Regions from separate parts of the Homo sapiens genome. Here all the other regions are linked to region 2. Evidence: chromatin contacts called from ENCODE Hi-C or POLR2A ChIA-PET data. All regions are on one chromosome and are shown on one strand. Each heading gives the region's core, a stretch centred on a gene start or an enhancer-like site at or near the end of the contact. The rest is flanking DNA. Distances are from core to core; before and after follow the strand shown. Region 1 overlaps CCDC171 (coiled-coil domain containing 171). Region 2 holds the start of BNC2 (basonuclin zinc finger protein 2). Region 3 has its middle 78 kb from the start of LINC03041. Region 4 has its middle 83 kb from the start of LINC03041. Region 5 has its middle 34 kb from the start of LINC03041.

Evidence for each region. Hi-C counts contacts between places; a loop is a spot of excess contacts on that map. ChIA-PET counts read pairs that join two places held with the same protein, here RNA polymerase II (POLR2A). Pooled maps may share reads with other maps.
Region 1: a loop to region 2 is called in a map of IMR-90, with 4 times the contacts of the local background. The contact joins the enhancer-like site here to the promoter of BNC2 in region 2. A Hi-C loop is called at or near these places in 2 of 168 maps with a recorded cell type or tissue (IMR-90 and chondrocyte) and 10 of 50 pooled maps. POLR2A ChIA-PET finds 5 or more read pairs at or near these places in 2 of 52 experiments (A549 and BJ).
Region 3: a loop to region 2 is called in a map of IMR-90, with 2.1 times the contacts of the local background. The contact joins the enhancer-like site here to the promoter of BNC2 in region 2. A Hi-C loop is called at or near these places in 1 of 168 maps with a recorded cell type or tissue (IMR-90) and 3 of 50 pooled maps.
Region 4: a map of IMR-90 shows a loop between it and region 2 (8-fold over the local background). The contact joins the enhancer-like site here to the promoter of BNC2 in region 2. A Hi-C loop is called at or near these places in 13 of 168 maps with a recorded cell type or tissue (IMR-90, aorta, ascending aorta and 8 more) and 21 of 50 pooled maps.
Region 5: a map of ascending aorta shows a loop between it and region 2 (2.3-fold over the local background). The contact joins the enhancer-like site here to the promoter of BNC2 in region 2. A Hi-C loop is called at or near these places in 1 of 168 maps with a recorded cell type or tissue (ascending aorta). POLR2A ChIA-PET finds 5 or more read pairs at or near these places in 2 of 52 experiments (H1 and OCI-LY7).

Annotation. Positions count from the first base shown.
Region 1 is chr9:15,871,633-15,876,033 of GRCh38, forward strand. CCDC171 (coiled-coil domain containing 171) reads left to right here. Exons shown (of 26, transcript NM_173550.4): 24 at 2,900-3,031. Among named protein-coding and RNA genes, the nearest start is that of CCDC171, 320 kb to the left of the region's middle. Within about 2 kb of position 2,164, at least 2 of the 41 ENCODE cell types and tissues checked have a DNase peak (open chromatin) inside an H3K27ac peak, as active enhancers do.
Region 2 is chr9:16,868,048-16,872,574 of GRCh38, forward strand. BNC2 (basonuclin zinc finger protein 2) reads right to left here and starts at 2,623. Exons shown (of 7, transcript NM_017637.6): 1 at 2,599-2,623. The coding sequence starts at 2,601. RefSeq lists an enhancer at 1-586.
Region 3 is chr9:16,351,675-16,356,029 of GRCh38, forward strand. No RefSeq gene overlaps it. Among named protein-coding and RNA genes, the nearest start is that of LINC03041, 78 kb to the left of the region's middle. Within about 2 kb of position 1,522, at least 2 of the 41 ENCODE cell types and tissues checked have a DNase peak (open chromatin) inside an H3K27ac peak, as active enhancers do.
Region 4 is chr9:16,190,857-16,195,287 of GRCh38, forward strand. No RefSeq gene overlaps it. Among named protein-coding and RNA genes, the nearest start is that of LINC03041, 83 kb to the right of the region's middle. Within about 2 kb of position 1,980, at least 6 of the 41 ENCODE cell types and tissues checked have a DNase peak (open chromatin) inside an H3K27ac peak, as active enhancers do; they include IMR-90 and ovary, where a contact is called at or near this core.
Region 5 is chr9:16,308,046-16,312,477 of GRCh38, forward strand. No RefSeq gene overlaps it. Among named protein-coding and RNA genes, the nearest start is that of LINC03041, 34 kb to the left of the region's middle. Within about 2 kb of position 1,731, at least 7 of the 41 ENCODE cell types and tissues checked have a DNase peak (open chromatin) inside an H3K27ac peak, as active enhancers do.

The sequences.
Region 1 (4,401 bases), core at 914-3,413, 1.0 Mb before region 2:
ACTTTGTTCTCAGCCTGCCTGTTCTATTTCTTTTCATGAACGAACTTAATGCAACAAGGTAAGAGTCCTTTCTTACTGTTCTGTGTTGAATCTCCCTGTTGACACCTTGAAATTCAGACTTGCCTTCTGCATTCTTTCTGAAGTCTCTTCCTTCTACCCTTTATTTCTTCCGTTTCTTGTCATCTTTCTTTTCTTCTCCTTTGCTGCATGATTTTATTTTTGCTTGTCTTAGTGTCACTGTTTTGGATTCTTTCAACATGATGCTTTCACTCCCTTTACTCATTAAAATAAAATTATGGATAATTCTTTTACAAGACTTTTCTAAAAACTTTTCCTAGAAATATTTGAGAACATTTTAGATACTTACTCTCAAAGTTCTCGTTTAATTTAAAAGTGGAAAAAACTCTTAAAATTTTAGTAGAAGTATTTGTGATATTGCATCTATTATATATCATGGGTCTCTCACTCTTGATGGCACTGTCAAGTTGATTCAACAGATAATTTGTAATTAAATGGAAGTATTAAAGCATGCATATTATTCAAATGATTATGATGTTCATCATTAGGTGTAGCAAAAATAGCTGCATTTTGCAAGTTTTTTTTATTCAATATAAAGAATTATTTAATTTGGCAAATTAAGTAATGTTATACCAAAAATATTGAAATGACAATAAATCAGTTTCAAAAGCAAGATGCCACAGCTTAACAATGTTCATAAAGTTTATTTAGAGAATATAAAATGTGGCTTACTGTTCACTGTATGTCAAGCTTCGTGGATGAAGTATGGTGCCTGATGCTAATCAGGTTAAAGGACCTCCAGTGCTCGAACTGTGTTGTGGATTATACTTACATTGCTTATGGTTTTTTTCCCCTCTCTTTGCCCGTATTAGCAATCTGCTTTTGTACTTTGACATCCAGGATTTCCCTAGTGAATTTTGTCACAGAAAAAAGAGAATCATCAATATCGCAGTTAAACTTGACTTTCAAAGCTAATAGTATCTCATTTGGGGGCTCAAATTTAATAAATTTTCTTTGATTCTGGGTGAGTTTTTAAACATCAAACAATGAATTGGCCAGGGTGCAGTAAAATATTTAGATCTATTGACTGTGGTTCAGAAGGGTAGAAGGCAAAACACTAGTGGTTTGATGTTGATAAATTCTCAGAACCTTAATCCACATTAATGTTTTCTTTTATCTGAGTGCACATTGGTGACAAAAAAAAGCAAGAGAAGGTATTCATACATGTAAAATATAAAACCTAAAACAAATGTAGTTGTAAAATACGATTTGTTTTGTTATGCTAAGTAAGTTTAACAGCATTCTTATCCTGAGTGAAGACTCTGGAGAGTGTTTGTTGCAGATAAATATACATTGTGAATTGAGACTCCAGCATGCATGTGGTACTCACATCATTATAAAAATTACATCATAGTGTATGTTTTACAGCATACACTTTGACATTCTCTTATTGACAGAAAGTCTTCAGATCAGCTTGGGACATATAAGGATTTTTATGCCCATAGATTAGCGTGAACAGTTAAAGATGCCGTTATATGTTTGTGTGTGTTTGCTGGCTTAAAGAAACTCAATAGAGTTTGTTTTGTGAAATGTGTGTATATCCTAAGGAACTAATTAATACAATAAAAATAATTCAAACAGTTTTACAAGCTTCCCAAGTAGGCTAGAAAAATGGAGGAGAAATTTTCTATCTTGTATTTTTGCCAAGTTATATTTGAAGTTGCTTGGATAAAACTAGAGATAGAAATATATTTATTTGAGCAGTTAATGCAATTTTTATAGTTAACCTTGTTTTTGACCTTCGCTACCTGATAAAAAACTTTTTGTTCTGTGGCATTGAGCTAATTGTATAATATTTATTAAGTATATGGTAACAAATAGATAAAATTTTAAAACCTATTCCAAGCATAAGGAAAGTTAGAAAATATGCCTATGTATTGAAAACTCCTATTATTAAACTATATGATTAAAATGAGAGCTTTTTGTTCTTAAATGCAAACGAAACTATGGAATTCTTAAGGCTTTTACTAAGTTTGGAAATTAAAAACCAAAATATCTGTTTTTGAATGTTTCCATTTATATTATATAAGGAATATTTTCTCATTTGTCCAGAAGGTGGCAGTGTGATATCAACTGCATGTGATTCCATACTGACTAGAGAATTGGTGTTTTTCCCATATCGGTGATGTGTTTGTATTGTTGCTTTCTGAATACTTAAAATAGAGTACAAATACTACTGATTTTATCTGTTGTATTGTTTAGAAATTGTGTGACTGTGTTGGTTTATATGTATTTAATCATTAAGACTCAAGTTTAATAAAATCCTGCAATTCTAGAAGAGTGAAAAGGGCAAACAAACCTCTTTCTTGTATATTTTTAAGTCTCCTTTTGTGTTGAGTATATTTGTTTTGATTCTAGAGTACATGTTATTGAAGTTTTCTTTTCAAAGACTAGTACCTAATAACTATCTTGTCCAATATGTATCAGTTCATATCAGTTAAACACCACATGTTACTAAGCAGGTGATAATGATTAGGAGATGGCTGTTGTTTTTGATTTTGTGAATGTTTTTTCTTTTCTTCCTTTTTAGGGTGGAACTGTGAAAAAATAATTCAAAACCTCTTGATCAGAAGAGCTCTAGTGACTCTTCTTCCCCTCCCTCATTTCAAGCAGGAGGATGCTTTTTCTTCTTAACATTCTCCCCCAGCACTCTGAATTAGAGATTTATTTGCAACGAAAAATCAATTAGTCCTAAATTTATTCATGGATTTCAGGTCCAGCGATCAATGCAAGTCCACTCAGTGGGCTCAAGGGGACCCAGTTCATCCCAGTTAATGTGTCTGAAGGGGAATTACCATTGATGCTGTTTTTTTCCCTTTAGGTCAGAGATCAGATCTCGCTGTCATGGTCTGCGGCAAGTAGGAATGACTTCACCCTACAGCTACCCAAACTGCACCTGGAGACCTTTGCAATGGAGGGGCTCAAGGGCGGGCCAGAGGTGGTAGCATGCCAGGTTAGAGTCTAAATAACATTGTTTGCTACTGAGACATATAGAAAAATAAATTGCACTAACTGGAGAGAATGAAAGCCTCAAAGTATTGTGAATAATTTAAAGGAGATGCAAATAGATGTTTCTTCATTTTTCTTCTATCATGTAACAGTATACTTTACAAAATATTGTTTTTTTCTTTAAAGCCTAGAACTAGCCTATTAAAATAATCCAGAAAAGTGTTTTTACCAAGGAAAAATGTGTTTTATGGCAAAGTACAGTATTAAAAGAAAATACTTTCCTATCAGCAGAGGACAATAAGACACTAGGCTGTTACCTCTTTAAGCAAGTCTCAATTTGTTGCTTTTATTGTTTGAAAATAAGTAATTTTAGAAAAAAAATAAAATAATAAATCACTTTAGTTGTAAACATCAAAAGAGATACCTGAAATATCTCAATATTAATTCCAAAATATATCCAACATTTCTTATGAAGTAATTTAATTTCAGCAAAGCTTAAACTTATCTGTGTTTTCTATTGAAGAGTATTTTACCCTTTAATATTTAGTTTTAGTGAACATTGTAAGATGTGCAAATTGGGTCATTTCATTTATAAAACTTAAAATATCAAATCATAAGAACTCAAATAACTTTAAAGTACACTAATAAACTTATTTTTAGAAACATTCATTTTCGGATGCTGTAGGTATCCTTCTATTTTATGTCACTATTGTATTAATATTATTGTGATCAATTTTTTCCTTAAGGTTATTTTTCTTAATCTGACAAAATGAAATTCAGTGTGTCCTTTTAATGCCCAAAACCTTCATTAAAAAAAGAAAACTATCAACATTATGTAAATTATAGGAAGCATGATATTTCAAAAGAGACTGTCCTTGTTCAATAGCACTCTATTTTTTAGTGTATTTAAAAGGAGAAATATCTCTTAAAACTTAGTGTGTCTTTCACATGTTGAGATTTAAAATAATCTTTTTCATTTTAGTTTATGACCCTGTGGAATTTTAATTTTATAGAAAATTAATGTCAGTGTGTGTGTGGAGCAATGTTAATTTTTTATATGCTCCATATCCTAATTTAATTTGTTATTAGTACCAAATTAATGCTCTACAAGGAAAAAAATACTCATTGCTTCTTTCATTAGATTGTCCAATATGTCTAAAATATATATAATTATAAAAGTAAGCATAAAATATTTTTCTTCTCTGTTATAGGGTAGATTGCTGTACTGTTATTTAAGATGAGATTTAAAATGTGTATTTTAAATTTGATTGTCAGTATTTATGAATTCATCATTACTATGAATACAGTCTGATTTGAGATTTTTCTAGTGGTTGTAAAATAATCCTTTACTTGGCTATTTCAATTCAGAATCTC
Region 2 (4,527 bases), core at 1,373-3,872:
TGCGGCTGCAACATGAAAGTACTTTTCTTTCTTGTCTAAATCAGGCAGATTTTTGAAAAGACGACACAGCATTGACTCGTGACATGGCAAGATGAAACGAGAGGTCTGGGCCGGTCTTGGAGCTGTGCAGATAAAAGTAATCAAATGACACTCCTGGAATGCAAATTGGCATTCTTGACTGCAGCAATTGCACAACCATGAAACATCCCTGACAGCAAGCAAGATTAGGACAAAATGTTATGTAAAGCACTGAACTCAAGAACTCTCACTTGAAAATTCAAACTGTAACACTTACATTTTAATATAGCAATAGTCAGCTCTGCTTTTGTCTGCTTCTTTTTGTAATCACATATCTCTATCTGACAGATATCTTACATCTCAAATAGAAGAAAAAATCAGGTAGTAGGAATGTACTGCTATTAACATTTTCCTAATATTAATTGTAAAATATAATGCACAGTTTATTCTTATTCAAAGTCTTACATGCAAACACCACCCAACTTAATATTCTCAAGAGGAAAAAAAGTTTCAGACCTTTCTCAAAAGATACTCAAAACAAAGTTCAGGTTCAAGCTCGTTATTACTTCCCTCAGGTAAAGATACTCCTGTACTTTGGTAAAGTGATTAGCAATCTGGACTTTTAATACAGCGCACTCTGGGAACTAAGAACTTCATTAAGACTGAACAGTTTACATGAAACGGCTACAAATATAAAACACAGATACTCTCTAAAGGCTCACAAGGGATTGTGTGTGTGTGTGTGTTTGTCCAAAAAGTAAATGTTCTGTTAACTTGTACAAGGTCTCACTACTAGGGTACATCTTCAGATCAGACACACTAAGTAACGTGCCAGAAATAAATTCCTCCCATTTAAAGCATGTATGCGTGTGGACAGTAACACGTGAAATTGCAGAATACAAAGCAGTGGAAGGCAGACAGGCTTAGCCACAGTTCAAAGTCATTAGGATATAGGAATACATGTGTAGACAAATAGTTAACATAGGCTAGGGTAAAGGGAAGAAAAATAATACCTGCCACCGGCTTTTACAGTGTTCTTGTGTAAAACGCCCGTTAGAAGAAAAACTCTCAAGCTCTAAACAGATATATTTAATATTGTTGTGATGTCTCACTTAAACACGGCTTTCAACAATTCCAAGTGTCCACGAAGTATATAAAAATAAAACAGGCCACTTTTTGCCACTTTAATCCTGGGTACACAGGATTATTTTATGATGTCTTTTGTACGTCAGTTTTACAACAGCTTGACTCTAGGGTAAATGGGAACCATCATAAATCGCACGCTGCTTTCAAAACCACTTTAATTTCTGTCAGCGTTACTGTAACCACAGTCCTGGGCTCTTGCTTTTGTGTGTGTGTGTGTGTGTACGCGCCCCTGCATTTGACAGTCCCATCTCCTACACTCCAGTTGTGACTTTGATCACTGAAACAAGAGATGTCACATTAGGGAGCAGGGAAGAGGAAAAAATGCCAACCCGCTATCTCACCTGTATTCTCATATGTTCCCTCTATATACGGAATACACCATGTCAGATCCCCAAGTGGGGGTAACAATAGCGACGCTGGGAGGAAGCAAACTAAAAAGAAGGGAGTGGTCAAGCCCCATTTCTAACAAATCACTTCCCCGAAAGCGGACAGAGCGGCTCATCACCAGGCGAACTAATTGCACGCTTCCTCGCTGCAAAGAAGTCGCTTCTCGTAGAGGGGCTGTGCTGGAGTCTCGCTTGGCAAAGCCAGCCCATCTCCTCCACCACTTGCACTTGGAACTTTTTTTCAACCTTAAACTCACTTCACAGGAGATTTCACCTAGGGTTTTTCAGCATATATAATTTTTTATTCTGCTCCCTCCCCAGGCCCCAAATCCCACCCTCCAGTCAACGTGCAAGTAAAACAAATCGGCTCCTATAGAATTGCACTTCGAAAAGAGCCGTCTCTGCAAGGTTGATTTTCCTGCCCTGCGTTCTGCACCTTCTCCGTAAAGCCTGCGGGAGCATTTCCTCCCATCTCCATTTACCACGGGAAGATTCCGAATGTGAAGACAAGGGGAGAGGAAGAGTCAACGTGCCGGGCCCGGGCGGCTGCGCCCCAGCGCACCCGGCACCCACGCCCAGCCGCCGGTCCCTCACTCGGCGGCAAGTTGTAAAAGTTCCCGTAGGTCCCAGCCGCCTTCCTCTCTTCCCCGAGCTCCTGCCAGCGCTCCATTCATCCCCCACTCCCCTCCACCTCGTCCCCCCAGCCCGTCCCCAACGCCCTGGAGCCTCCCCTAGCCAGCCGCTCACCTTCGCGCGGAAGCCGCGAGCGGGGCCGACCTTGAGAAGCCCCCTCTCACGTGCACCCTCCCACCTAGAGCTCGCCTCAGAAACTTGGGGCCAAGTTTAGGGGAGGCCACTGGGAGCGCAGCGGGGATCAGGTCGGACCGGGGTTCTGGTCCCCGGCCCGCCCTCCTCAGCGCCCCTTGCCCCTCACGCCGCGGGCCGGAGGGCGGACACGGCCCCCGGGCGGCCCCGGTGGCGCTCGGGCGCGGGGGTCATTTCTGAGGAAGTCTAGAATAAAAGAGGAAGGAGGGTGGAAACTTCTTACCATCTCGGCATGCTGGTTGTCAAGTGCAGCCCCCGCCTCTTGGTCTCCTCTTAGCGGCCGCGCCTGGACCAGCCCCTCGGCCGCCGCTGGCTCCCTCCGTCTCGGCCTTTCTCTCCCTCCCCCTCCGAGTTCCTCCGGGCCTCCGCTCTCGCCGCCTCCGCCTCCCCGCCCGCCCGCGCGCGCCCTCGCCGCGGCCCCTCTGCGCTCAGGTGACTGATTTACACTCGCGCCGGGGTCGCGCTCGCGCCCCGAGTCCCAGCCGGCACGGTTCCCCGGCTCCTCCTCGGGACAAAAAAAAAAAAAAAGGGAACGGCTTGTCCCGGGAGGGGGCTGCCCTGCTCGCGGGAGGCGGGGGACCGGCGGGCGAGGTGACCTCGGCGGCCGTGCAAGCCCCACAAGTTTTTCCTCTCTCTGCAGAATTGTCGTGACTACAATGTTGCTTCCCTTTTGCAAAATAAAAGTCGGTCGTTGTGTTGTTTGTCCTCAGAGGTCCAGGGGCTTGGGGAAGGAGGATGTATGTTTCTCCCTCCCCCCACCGCCCCGTGACTTCTTTGGGGGCTTGTTTGTTGTTTGGGTTGTTCTTGCTCTCTCTTTCTGGGGATGGAAAAAACAACTTTGTGGGGATGGAAAAACAACCCTGGCGCCCCCCCCCCCCCCCGGGGAGCTGCGGGCGTGGAGGTAGAGGTGGCCGCTAGCGCCCAGCTGTCACACACACACAAAAAAAAATTGCGGGGCGGGGGTGGGGAGCGGAGCAAGGAGAGGAGGCTGCGAAACGCCGAGGAAAGGGCGCGAACTTTATTCCGACTGCAGCAAACCGCGGCAGCTCTTTCCTTTTCGGGCACTCGGGCGTCTCTGTCCCCTTTGACCAGTTCCTCCTCCCCAGCCCCGCACGCCCCCTCCTCCCCTGCCCCTTCCCCAGCGTCCCAGCCGCGGCCGACCCGGCTCCCCGCGACCCTCTCAGCCCAGCTCCTCCGCGCGCCGCTGGGGAGAAGGCGAGTGAGGCGGAGGAAAACCCAGCGGACAGAAACCTGGGACGCGAACGTGCTGGGAGAAAAGGCCAAAAGTTGCGCGCAGCTGGGGGAAAAAAGTTTTTCTGGTGGCGGAGCGTTTTGTGCCGGCCCAGACGCCGGCTTGCGGCGAGGGCTTCCTTCCCTTTCCCGTGGTCTGGGCCGCGGGCCTCGGGCTGGAGAGGAAGGAGGCTGTCGCGCCCGCGGGGGAAAGAACAGTCACATCTGTGGGTGACACTCAGCCGACCCAAGTCACCCTGCCCTGGAGACTCAGAAACGCCGACTACAGCCTAAGCGCGCACACGCCTGCAGCTGAACGATATTTCTTAAATACAGGCAAAACACACTCCCCGGCCGCAAGAATGGGGCGGGGGTGGGGGGGGAGCTTAATCATCATCATCTAACTAACGTACACTTTGTGCCAAAAACATCTCCGAGTTATGCAGATTTATCATAACTACAGCAAACTTTCTGGTTATCTAACATGGGAGGAAGGCATAGGTTTCAAGCATACTCCCTGAGCACTAAGAAATCAGAGAATCGGCGAAGACTTGGCAGAACAGCAGGTATGGTTACCGGTTCCTAGTGAAAAGTGAGAATCATCCCTTCTTCCCTTCTCTCTTCCTCAAACGGAGAGAGAGAGAGAGAGAGACTACTTAATTGCATTCAGAGGACAGAATTAAATTCCTTTGAAAATATGTAGCCTTGGAATTACATGGTTTTATTTTCTTTGCAGAGTCCGGTCTTAGTTTAATATAAATTTTCACAGTAACTGATTTTTTTAAATTTTTCGGGAGCCGCTGATGAGAGTCCCAAGTAGCCACAGCTGTCTTGAAAATGTGATTAGGTGGCCGGGCGCGGTGGCTCACGCCTATAATCCAACTTTGGGAGGCCGAGGCGGACGGATCGCCTGAGGTCAGGA
Region 3 (4,355 bases), core at 272-2,771, 520 kb before region 2:
CATAGTCTGTGTCTTATGAGATGATGAGACCAAGTTTTTGGTCAAGAACACACATGTGACTGGGCTTCCTAAGAAACTTTCAAATTCTATTTGTATGTTTGGGTAGTTGAATCAGACCTAGTCCTTCTGAGCATATTAGCCCATACACATTTACTCTTCCACAAAGCACACGTGCAGTTGAACAGATAGAACTTGACTGAGTTCTCCAATGACAACACTTTGAATGTCAGGAATTTCTGTAGTATGGACACACACTGCCTTTCAAAGTATATCCTCTGCAGGAAAGGGCGTGAAGCCCTCACCAAGAAGGCCATGTTTTTTGTGGAGACCCCGGTACCCCATTATTAATGGTTACCTTAATAAGGTAACATTGCCTGACTCTTATTATGATAAAATTATTTTGTCATCAGCCGTACCTCTAAGGTATTTTCCTTTTCCCGTCATGAAATGAAAGGGCTTTTCTAAGAATAAATGTGATCATTGAAATGCACCTATTATTTGTCTGCCAGCACTTTCCTTCCCTCTTGGATATCAGGCTACCCCTTTGGGGAAGTTGTTCCTTTTTCTTTGTCCAATCATCCATTTGTGGTTGGGGTCTAAAATTATAGCACTCTAGTCTCTTGCTACAGTTGAGTGGTCTAGGGGTCACATATGATCCAAAGTGGGCCAATCAGATTTCTTTCTAGGGCTTTTCAAACTGGAGCTAGAGAAAGCATTTCAGGCCCTCCTTGGTGGTGAAGTTGTTCTATACAGTCCTGGGAGCCGTCAACAGCTGCATTCCCAGCTGGGTGAAGGCAGCCAGTCTGCAGAGGAGGAGGTGAAGTCAACACAGAGGGAGGCAGAGACAAAGGACACAAAAGTAGACCTGGCAGCATCATGTCCCCAGGTTTCAAGGTGTCTCTTAGACCTTTTATAATCCTCCTATTGCCAATTGAAGTTGAGCTTCTGTCACTTGCAAAGAGAAGACTTTTTGCAAAGGGAAGACTTGTAAATGCTTCTACCGTTTCTCAAAACTCTTTCACCAAAAGATCCCCAGGTTTGTGTAAACTCAAATAAGCAGACTAACCTGAGGCTCCCAGGAATATTTCATATACATTCCCCAAGGGGGCCTGCTTGGTTAGGTGATAGTCTGTGTTCACACAGCTTATTCTCAAGGAGTGCACAAATAATTAAATGAAGATCAGGGGCAGATTACAGGCTTGTGAACATCAGCTTGGGCCCCACACTCTCCCACTGCCAGCCCCGGACTGTCTAGCACAGCTTTACTGTGTCACACAACAGAATCACAGGGCTCCCTGACCTTGGAATATTTCTAGCAAGTGCTTAATCAGGGCTGTTTGGCAGCCCATATGATTTAGAGACAGTTATATCTGAACCAGCCGTCAAACTAATGTTTTCATAGTCATTGTAAATTGGGACAGTCTCCCCTTAAGAATGGTATCTCTCCAACTTTGAGCTACAAAGTAAAAAAACGGGAGACCAGATTTTTGTGTTACACAATATGAGTTGTTTTGAATATGGAAATTCATGCTTCAGGAACCTAAACTGGAATCCTAGCAAACACATTTTAACTTGTGTAAATAGGGGTTAGTAACTATGAGCTGGATTTTTTTTTTAAGAGGCAAGATCTCACTGTTGCCCAATCTAGTCTTGAACTCCTGGCCTCAAGCAATCCTCCTGCCTCAGCCTCTCAAAGTGCTAGAATTACAGGCATGAGTCACCATGCCTAGTTAGGGAAAGCAGGATTTTTGTCAAAATCTACTACATTTAATTGATTCTAAAATGCTGTATAGAATGTGATTGACAGTGGATGGGGTATTGTAACTGGCAGGATTTTTTCCATCTCAGTGATACACAAAATGATAAAATATCCTATAAGCAATGGCATGTTTTCTTTGATTGCATTAAACAAGAAAGGCATATTTTAGTTATTGTGGTTTTTTCAAGGATGTATCACAGTTACTTCCTTTGCTGTCACCAAAACTTTGTGTTGTAGGACTACTTTGGGGAGGCTCAGGTGTGGGCCTAAAGTGCCCCAGCAGTTATTGGCGGAGCCCAGCTTAGAACTTGGTGTTCTAGAATTCCATACAGCATTCTGCACTTTGTATCAGACTCCCAGCAGTTCCAGATCAGAGGCACACACAACCAGAGCTCCCCATCCAACCCCAAACATATTTGCTTTCACCATTTCCAGGCATTCCCAATAAAATTGGTGTTAAGGGAAGAGAGAGAAGGAATAATTGACAAAATAAAGGAACCATTCTCTGTACCCCAGAAATACTGCATATTTGGTAACAGTGTGGGGCATGTATACATCCCCATCAGGTTCAAACCTCACTGTCCTCTTTCAGAGTCCTTTGTTGAACCCCAGGACAAGAAGTGAGATCGGTAAGTCTCAGCCTATGGTGCACATAGCTACTTGCTCCACTCTCTTTCTTATTGATTCTGTATGCTTCATGCAGAACAGTCCAGAAAGCCACTACCAATCCCACACAGCCCGTGAGATGAAATATTTTTGCATGAAACACTTCAGCATAGTCTGATCCCTCAACCCTTTATAATCTGGATGCAACCTCCACTTCCCACTTCATTGCCTGCCATTTCCTTATCCCATGCCATAGTCAAATGGAACTACCGACTGTCTCCAGGTATATGCCTCATTTTCAGTCACCCTGTCCAAAAAACTCCTCCTCTTTGGCATGTTCACTTGTGCATTCACAGCCCCACTAAACACACATTTTCTCCATCAGAAGTAAGCTGTTTGGGCTCTAAACTCCCATAGCATTCTCTCTGTTGTATTTATTTCGCATCAGATGTGAATTTGTCCCACAATACTAGGCTGCAAATAACATTCTGCTTCAATCTTCTTTCCCCCAAACAAAACTCTACTAATGACCACTAAGGGATGCATCTCTGGACAGACAGGCCTTGGAAGAGGTGGCACTGGTACGACGGTTTGGGGCAAGGAGTCCGGCAGCCAGCACGACAAGCCTCAAATTCCACCTTGGCTACTTACCACCCATAAGACCCTGAGCAAGGGATCTGACTTATTTCTTACTGATGGTATTTTAAGTGGCAGGATCATCATCTCAATATCATCATCTATAAAAAAGGGAATGATAATGGGACCTGTGTGAGAGATTCACTAAAATAATCTACAAAAGGGACTTAGCACAGTGCCAGGCATGTGGTAAAGTTCCACAGATGACATTTATTATTAGTATTATTGTACTTTCCTTTAGCTCTATGTTCAGTCCTATGAGACTGTTAGGACTTAAATTATACCAAGGAAATAAGAAGTGGTCCATTTCCTTCATCTTTGGTGGTGGTCATCGTGGTCCCTCTACTGTAGGGTGCCACAGGGGAGCGGGAGCCCTCTGCCACGGGCTGGGCTCTGCTACAGGGGGCATATTCCAGAAGTGCATCCCACAGGACTCAGTGTAGCCACAGCCCACTCCCCACCCTGAGCTCCTGGAGCACAGGAGCCTAATCCACAACCCAGAAACACAGGGGTTGCCCTTTTAGAAGTCTTACCACCTGGCCCAGGAAGGAAAGCAAGGGAGGAGGGCAGAGTTTCTGACCCTTAGACCATCAATCCTACTTCCTCCCCTCTTGCCACCTCCCACACTCCCTGCCCAAGCCCTAGCCATGCTTTCCCCTCCTGGGCAAGCCCCACTTAAGTCCTTGATGGTCCTACGTGGGGATCACACCCTAGTTAAAAGACTTAGGGGTTGATGGGAGAAATTAGGTTCTCATCCTTTTGAGCCTCCTACAATAGCAAACATGAATATCTTGTTCGGTTATGCCGACGCATGGGTGTGCCAGCTGGGATTAGTGTGCTTCTCTCTGCTACTAGATGGTAAGCTCCCTGTGGGCCATATCAGTGTCAGATTCACCCAGCTCTGCCTCTGTCTTGTGCACAGAGTCCTTATTCTGAGAATCTGCAGGAGAAAATATCTGGGGGTACTAGACATTCTATTTCCCCTTTCCCTGTGGCCTCTCCCCATCCCAAGCCACAGGGGACAAAATGCTGCCATTGCTTGCTCCCAGTGACTAGAGGCAAACTGGTTCCCTGTTCCTCCAGACCAATCTTAAATCCAAGGAACATCGCCTGCCATCAGTCCCCCGCCCCTTCCTCACCTCAACTTAATGAACAAATAAGGAAAGAAAATTAAAGCAAAAAAAATTAAACAGCTTCAGCTAAGATCAATAGAATTCTATAAAGCTCTGGGCTATGGTATTGAGTGAGCGCAGAGTAATCCCCTGCATATTGCATGTTAAGTTAACTTGTGAGAGAAATATGCTCTTTCTCAGCCTCGCACCTTCTCCTCCATGGTGAAGGAGGAAGCAGGGAA
Region 4 (4,431 bases), core at 730-3,229, 680 kb before region 2:
AGCCACTGTGCATGGCCCTGGTCATCATTTCTTTGTGTTCTCTTCTTCCTTTTACCTAATGAGAGATAGGGGAAGAGGACCCCAGGATTACTCAGGAAATAGCACAACCAGCCTGGGTTATGTACTTTTATTTGAGAGAGATTTATGTAGTGATTATTATATGTCAGATACTGTTCCAGCAGATTCTGAATACTAACCCATTTTATGACCATCACAACCCCATTAGGCAGGTACTGTTATTTCCATTTTATAGATGAGGCAACCAAGGCACACCACTAGTGCATGACAGCACTAGGGTGCATGCAGACAATCTGGCTCAGAATCCATGCTGTTAGCTACTAAGCCTGCCTGACCTCAGAGCTTTGCTCTTTAAATTTTTCCAGAAATCTTTACTGAAATCCCCGGTGATCTGCCTAAACTAATGAACGTACAGAGATCTGGTGCCAGTGGGAGCACAGAGACTTTGCTGTCTGGGAAGTGGTCCCTGGAAGGGCCTTCAGGATGGAACAATAGAGCAACAGAATGACTCCCAGAGGAAATTTCCCAAGTTTCACACAACTTGGGAGCAGAGGGAGGAAGGCGGGGAGGGTGAGTCTGTGGCTGGAAGATGCAGTCCATATGGGATTACATGAAGACATCTGTATATATGTGTTTGGAGGTCTGTGTACATGTGGTTCTGGTTGGGTGTCCCTGTGTGTGAAAGTGTTCATGCATTTATGTTTTAATACCCACCATATGCATGTGCGTGTGTGTGTGTGTGCATGTATGTGTTTGTATATACATCCATGGGCTTGTTAATATACATGAAAGGTGCAAGAATAGCCTCCTTGTAAAGTGACTTGGTTTCTGTCTTAGTGAATTCAAATTCACATCCAGGAATTCTAAAATCAACAATTTTTATTTTTCCTGAAAGGGCCATTATTTGCTTAGAAGTCCATAGGATGAGCAATACATTTGGCATTCTTCTCTTATCTTTAGTGAAGCTGAGGCCCAGTTGGAGACGAACACAGAGTCCCCTGGTATGCAGGCTCTCTGAGCCAGAGCCCATTCCTGTGGGCAGCCAGGACCTGTCCCTGGGGCTCATAGACATTAGCCATCCAGCTGTCAAATAGAGATATGGAAGGACCTTCCAGGTTCCATTTTTCCAAACCTTTAAATCTTAAGATCCCATCCAAGGCCAGCCCTGCTGACCCCAGCAACACTGTTTATTCAAGGGCTTTTCAGGGAGCCACTGCCTACACTGACAGGGACAAGGAGGCACAGCATAATTGCTATCTGTTGCTGCTGCTGCTGCTGCAGTTTTAGCACAAACTGTGAGCACGTCTGTGGGCATTTGTCTGTCTGCAGAGAGGTCAGTCCAGACTTCTCTCACCGGAAGGCGATGGCTGGAGTGCTATTCCTAAGGAAGCAAAGAACGAGGGGTGGAGAGAGTCGTCCCCGGAATTGCATGGCTTGGGGCTTGGTCCAGATTGCGTGGCGAGGAGGGTAAGCAGGCCCAGCAGAGGGCGCCACCGCGCTGGCTCTCTTCTCCCGCGCAGTGCAGGCAACGGGGCGGTGTTCAGGAAGGCCAAGGAAGGATAGATTCTCGATACTGTACCCCCACCCCACCCGCCTCTGCCTCCCTCCTTCTCCTATCTCTTCTCTCCTCCCTGCCCCCTCCCTCCCTTCCCACCTCTCTCTCAGTCTTTCTTTCTTTCCATCTCTAGCCCCTCACCCCCCTCCCCAACTTGAGCAGGTCACCCCAGGGAACCTCAAGTCTAGTAACTGAGTGTTAATTATGTCTGAGTGGATTCTGGAGAAAAAGAAAACCATATACTGTATCAGCAGAGAAATGGTTTCACTGTGAGGAAACTAATGATGCTTTTATCAGGAACAATATAAAGATTGCTTTTTTACTAGTGTGTGTCCCATAGGGTTCAGGGCTATGAGATATTTCTGTATCTGGCTTTAGGTTCCTCTGAGCTTTTACATAATCAAATCAATAGAGCCATGATTCACCCTCTGGCAACAACTGCTCCCTGCAAGTTTGCTGTTGCATCTTTAGTGGCGAAAGAGAAAATAAATAAATATATGGAAAGGAACTTATTATGAATCTGTAAAAACATTGATTTGTTTCGTCTTCAGTCTTCCTTTTTAATTGCTTTGCATACACATGTACACACACACTGTGAGGGTCTAGGTTCACAGCCGGTCAGAGAATGAGGTGGCTGACGATTGCCCAGGTATTTGCCATTGTCTGATGGGAAGAGATGGGTTCTGTTGAGCAGAATCAGAGGTGGAGATGTGCTGCTTGCCTGTCCTCCCGTGTCTTTTTCAGACATTTTATTCATCTTCTCTCCCATCCCTGTGAATTCCCTACATTCCAGGCATGATTTTGGTTCTTCCCTTTCTCTTTGAGTTATATTGTTTTTATCAGAAATTTCCCTCCCCTCTGCCTGGCAGAAATGATCACCCTTGGACCTACATCTGTCCCCAGCAGCATCAGTGAGGCCGCAGACTTCTCACCCTCCCCAGCCCCCATTCTAAGAACAGCTGGTTAGGACCTCAGTGAGAATACAATATGGGAGTGGGCAGGAGCAGAGAGAGCAGATCTCACCATTTACTCTGGAGACACATCTTTCCTTCTCATTTCTCCTATCCCCAAACCTCCGAGTTCACGGAAAGAGAGCACCAGGAATAACTCCTAAAGTCTTTCAGGACACAGGCAGTTTGCCACTCCTTTCCCTCCTTTCTTTAAGTAAATAAGCAAAGGCATCTTTCAGGCTAAAACATGGGGGAGGATTCAGTGTTGTGCTACTGTGTCATCTACTTTTCACAGGCAAATTTAGATGACCAGGGCCTCAAAACACAGGTGTTTCAGTGTCACTTGCTGCTTTGCATTGACAAAGTCAACCGATAAAATAGGTATGTTCAGCTGGGCTTGGAGAAATAAAAACAGGGACTCACTGGCAGTCCAGCTGGTCACAGAGACAGGGAAAGGTTGTTTTGTATTTTCTACTCCAGTCCCCAACTTAGAGGCCTTGTTCATAGATAGGCTTCATTCTTCCCATCCTTCAGAAGCAGAAAAACATTAGAAGTAATAACAGAGACGAGGCAGGAAAGAAAAGCCACTTATGTAATCAGGTGTGCTGGGACCTGGGGATGACAGTGTCACAAAAATAAAATGGCTCCCTAATGATGACAGAGTCTTATTACCAAAGCCATGCTCCTGTGACAGTGCTGCCAGGCTCCTCTGAGAGGACAGCAATGACAGAATTCTTTAAGGACCTACTTTGGGTAAATATTTGTCCCTAAAGAACATCATCTTTGAGGACCCTCAATCCTATAATCTGGGAGTCCCAGGCATTTGGACAGATGGGATCCAGCTTGGGTTTCAGGAAAGAAAGGGACTTTCATACAGCGCTGGGGACTGTGATACCAGCAACACAGTGTATTAGCATACAAACAATTGCAATGGTGGCCATTTATTGAATATCTACCTTGTACCAAAGACTATGCCGGGAGCTTTGTGCAGACTATTGCATTAAGTTAACTTTCACCCTCAAGACAGTATAGCAAAGAAAGGCTTATTATTCCCATAATTGGGACTTGAGACTCAAAAAGATTACATAATTTGCTCAAGGCCACGGAATTGGTACAAGATTGAGCGGGGTTCCAACTAAGTCTCTTTGAGCCTCACATCTCCGGTCTTCCTGCCATGCCAGCATCATAGAAAGTGTTGAAAACATGCTAAGTTAACCTTGAATGGATCCTGGACAACTTTATTTAAAAATTATATAATTATGTACTTTAAAAACGTATTCAAAATCTTATTGTTACCACATTAAACCATGGATATTATTCTTAGAAAAAGGCTATTCTTTGGCTTAAAAAAAGGGAATCGCTATAAATCAAGTAAGTAAATATATTGAGATGATAGGGAGGATGGATACAGTAAAAATTATGAAGGAGATGAACAGATGACTGGAGGTTGGGGGATGCCACAGCCGGCTGTGCTGCCTTGAAGGGCAGTGAGAATGTTGTTAGTAGCTGCCTAGAATGTTGTGTAGAGAAGGAGTCTGAGGCCCCATGCATTGTCTGTTAGTGACGTCTGCCATGGCGCACGGGGAAGCACTGGAGGTTGCTGGGGGTAACAGCAAATTGTGAGGTCTCCTCGCTCTCTTGAATCAAGCCCAACATGCTCCTTTTTCAGAGGAGGAGGAAGCCCAGAGAAATGAACTGAACTTTTCAAATGTCTCAAGGCAATGATTCTACAACCAGTTGCCTCTTTCTAAGAGGCCCAAACATTTACTCGTGGTTCCCAGTCAATATATTTTGTCTTTTGGGGAGTGGGGATCATGGTTTTTAATAATTTCACCCAGTTTAGATTCTTTCCAGTAGAAAGGCAGACCTGGATTAGAATCCTGCCTTATTCCACGTGTGCTACAGGAA
Region 5 (4,432 bases), core at 481-2,980, 560 kb before region 2:
GTAAACAAAGCCAGTTCACAGACTCTCACCTCAGTGTATATCCAAATCATTTTTACAAGTTAGACTGTGAAAATAATGATTACAAGTCTCATTGTCATTTTTTAAATATTAAATACTTTTTTTCCTACCATATTTCCTTGTTGCACACACTCTAAGACATATCATGATAATATCACCTTTTGGTGGAAACTGATACATCTAATGCACATGTCAACTCTAAGAGGTCTCAATTTCAGAAATGGTGAAGACTGGGTGGGGAGCATCCATTAGAATTACAGAAATGCTTTGTTTTTTGTCTTTGTTTTTATTTTTGTTTTTGTTTTTGTTTTGAAATGGAGTCTCACTATGTGGCCCAGACTGGAGTGCAATGGCGTGATCTCGGCTCACTGCAACCTCTGCCTCCGGGTTCAAGTGATTCTCCTGCCTCAGCCTCCTGAGGAGCTGGGATTACAAGCGCCGGTCACCACGCCTGGCTAATTTTTGTATTTTTAGTAGAGACGAGGTTTCACCATGTTGGCCAGGCTGGTCTCGAACTCCTGACCTCAAGTGATCCACCTGTATCGGCCTCCCAAAGTGCTGGGATTACAGGCGTGGGCCACCACACCCGGCCCGGAAATGCATTGTTTACTTGCCTGAGCATCACGGAAATAACATGTAAGGGGTTTATTCAACTGAACCACTGCAAAGAGGGATGTGCTTGGGTTTGTTAGGTATGTCTGTGTCCTGTAACTTAACCCATCCCCTCCAGCTGTGGTCTGGGTTCCCCGTTTTCAGGAAGGCTGTACTTTTACCTCTGTTAGCATCTTTTCCTGGACACATTTACTTCTTCAGCTTTGATGTTTGGCAGTGGTGCTGAGTTTTTTTCTAGCCAACTGAAAAAACGGGGGCCAGCTCTAATCTGAAGGCATCCAGTTTGTTTTATTTTTAAGGTCCAAGGCTGGTACATCCAAAAACCAGTTGCATCAAGAGAAAGCCAGTCTATAAATTATGGACATAAATAGTATTGTGGAAGATTGACCTTCACACAGACAGATAAATAAGTGATAACTGTGAGACAAACAAGAACATGTAGATAAATAAGTGATAATCTCAAGAAAACTTCTCTTCTTTCTAAATTAGCAACCCCAAAACTTGGGAGTTCTTCCTTTCTTTCACCAGAGAGCTGTGCGTAATTCCTCCATAGACCATCATGTACCCCAGCTGCTGGTCCCTAACGAAACTGAGGCCACCATGTCACATTCACCAAGCTGCTTTTATGCACATTGGCACAGTTTGTGGAGAGTAATGAGCACACTTTTTCTCTTTTCGGAAAAGCCGTCATGGGCTAAGCCTGGGGATGGGGAGAGGCACTAGGGATTGGGGAGGGGTCCCTTTTCCCCGGAATAAGCTTTGCAAGACCTTAGCTTAAACCCTGGGAAGAAATTAAGGGCAGGTCAGAAGCTCTTCGGGTCACTGTTTGCCCATTCACTGGCAGTCCCTTCCTCAGCTTTGTTCAGCTAATTAATCCCCCCAGACACTTACATTCACCACATGCAAATTATCACAGAAGGGCGCTTTTTTTTTCCCCCTGCTATTTTTTCCAAACATTCACTTGAATTATACTCTTCTGACATCAGCTTCCAGCCCCACTGAGGGGTTTCCAACAGCCTAATAACAAACAGATTAGAGGCCAGAGGAGTGTGTACTCCTCGAGTCCCCCTCTGGGTCCAGCTGCGAGCTGCAAGACTGCGCCGCGATTACCGGCAAACGTAGCCCAGGCCGCGGCTCCAACTCTGATGTTCAAATGGAAACTCGGTGTGAAGGCCTCTGGGGGATTCGAGAACACTAACTTTGTTGCCCATCAGAAATGGATAATATTCCCTGTTCTGTTCCTGCTGGGATCAGTTCCAAGTTGGAAAGCGGCCTCTTCTCCTAATTCAAGCTGGGGCCAGAGTGGAGCAAGCCTTCTCAGATATTATAAGCCAGTGTGAGCTCAAAAAGGAATTCAACGCTCAAGGCCAAATAGCTTCAAAGCTAATAATCCTCCAGAGTCGGCGCGAGAGTGCTACAACTGTCAGTGTCAACTCACACCATGCGCGGTGAGAGCGCAACTTCAATAATGACATCATGGAGGAGAGGGCAGAGGGCAGCCGCTGCACAGGGAAGTGCCCGGGCCCTTCAGATCTTTGAAACCTGCAAGGATTTATCTGGACTAACATGTCTCCATGTAGTCATCGCAGTTTTAGGCTACTCTGATTAAGGATTTAGTGTATTCAAAGGGTTTCGGCGGTGCAAGATGACACGTTTTCAGGAGCTCTATTGGATTCCATTATCTTCTCCTCTCTTCTCCGAATGTATCTCCTCCCCAGCTGGGGCCCCTCTTCCCTGTCATGTCCCCTACCAGGCTTCCAGACAGGCCTCCTCACACAAGCTGCTGGCTCAGCCTGGGGTCCCTACCGCCCCCCAGCGCCTCCCCCCTCTTGTTCATGCCTGGGTTTGATTGTCAAACAGGCTCGGCCGCACTTATGCACTTGAGTGTCAGGATGCAGACCCCAGCAGACTTGAACAAATTCCTCCAGGACTCCCCTGGGCCCTGCGTAACCTCTTTTTAGCCAGCTCAGCGGTGGAAGGAACACAGGTTCCTGTTAGAAGACACCCAGAGATATACACAGTCACGGTCACAGTTCAAAAGAATAAACTTCACAGAATCCTAGGGGAGGGAAGAGAGGGAGAACGTACAGCTCGGGGCAGGAGTAGAAGGTCAGGGAGGAATTTTCCCCCCACCCGGAAAGCCCATGAGGACAAGGCAATTCAACTTTGCAGTTGGTTGCAGTCCATGAATGATGCTAACAAGAACTCGTCACACAGTGTAAGTCTATCTGCCAGGCACCGCGGTGACTGCAGGGAAGCCTGAGCTACAGAGGGCTCCTCCGGGACGGGGAAGCTGCCCTGAAGACGCTGGCAGCAGAGCAACGATGTGTGCTCCGCCGCAGCAGGCATGCCTTGTGCCCTCCCACGGCAGAAGGAGGGGTCGGCCTGGCCCACGGTAGGAAGCCCTGGAGTGCAGTGACAAGAACACAGCAACCTAATCCAACATACTTGAACGTCAGTGCTGGTCTGACCAGCTGTGTGCTCTTGACAAGAGCTTTCACCTCTCTGAACCGCCATCCTTTTCTAAAAAACGGAGACAATGCCTCATAGGGTCAGCGTTATGTGAAGATAACATAAAACAATGCAGGTAAATTACAGAGCCCAGTATCTGGCCCCAGTATGTGTTCAATAAACGTTCGCTGTTATTATCATCACTATCATTGTAATTCAAACGGCAGTTTTTACCTACTCCTGAAGCAGTTAAAAATATTGGAACTTGAAAGACACATAAAAACACTTTAGAGGGAAGAAATATAAACTTCTGTGGGTTCAAACATGCAGAGCTCCCCATAATGGTTAATGTAAATGCACTTCCGGATTGAACACTGCAAGTGTGGTCTACAGGCACAACTCTGGAATGTTGTTGATGGGGTTCCACTCAGGAATAACCACAAAAAGCCTGGGACATATTATTGAATTAATCAATATCTGTCCTGGTCCCAACCCTAGTTCTCCTTTGTTTCAAACTTTGGTTTCATATCAAACTCATTAAAGTGTAATTTACACACAATAAAGTGCGCACATTTTAGGTACGCAGTTTTGATGAGTTTTGGCCAATACGCTCACCCATCTAGCCACCAGGGCAATCAATCTAATGAACATTACCTGCATACCAAAAAAGTTCCCTTGTAGACCTTCCCAGGCAATACTTGCCCCACCCTCCGCCCTAGGCAACCATTGTTCTGCTTTCTGTCACTATAGATTAGATTTGCCTGTTCTTGGTCTTCAAGTAAATGGAATCAAACAGTGTGATTTCTTCTGTGTCTGGCTTCTTTTGCTCAGCATAATGTTACTAAGATTCATTACTGGTTGCGAGCATTGGGCTTTATTCTTTTTCAGTTGCTGAGTGGCATTTCATTGTATGGATATACCACATGATGTTTATCCATTCACCTATTGATGAACATTTAGATTGTTTCCATGTGGGGATTATTATAAATAAAGCTTCTATAAACATGCATTTCATGTGTTTTCATTTCTCTTGGGTAAATATGTAAAAGTGCAATTTCTACAATTTTAAAAGAAACTGCCAAGTAATTCTCCGAGGTGGCCGTACTACATCTCACACACACACACACACACACACATATCCCGCTGGGATGTGGCTCCACATCCTGGCCAAGAGAAGTGTGGTGCCAAGGGAGGGGGCTGTGGGAGAGGTCTGCCCTAGCTGGGGAGGAATATCTTATCACTGACATTGTTTAGAATTGCAGTTGCATGGTGATAATAAAAAGCAGATTGTCTTTGCGGTTTTACTATTGTTTGAAAATTCTCTACAGAAAACGCACCCCCTTATTCAGCC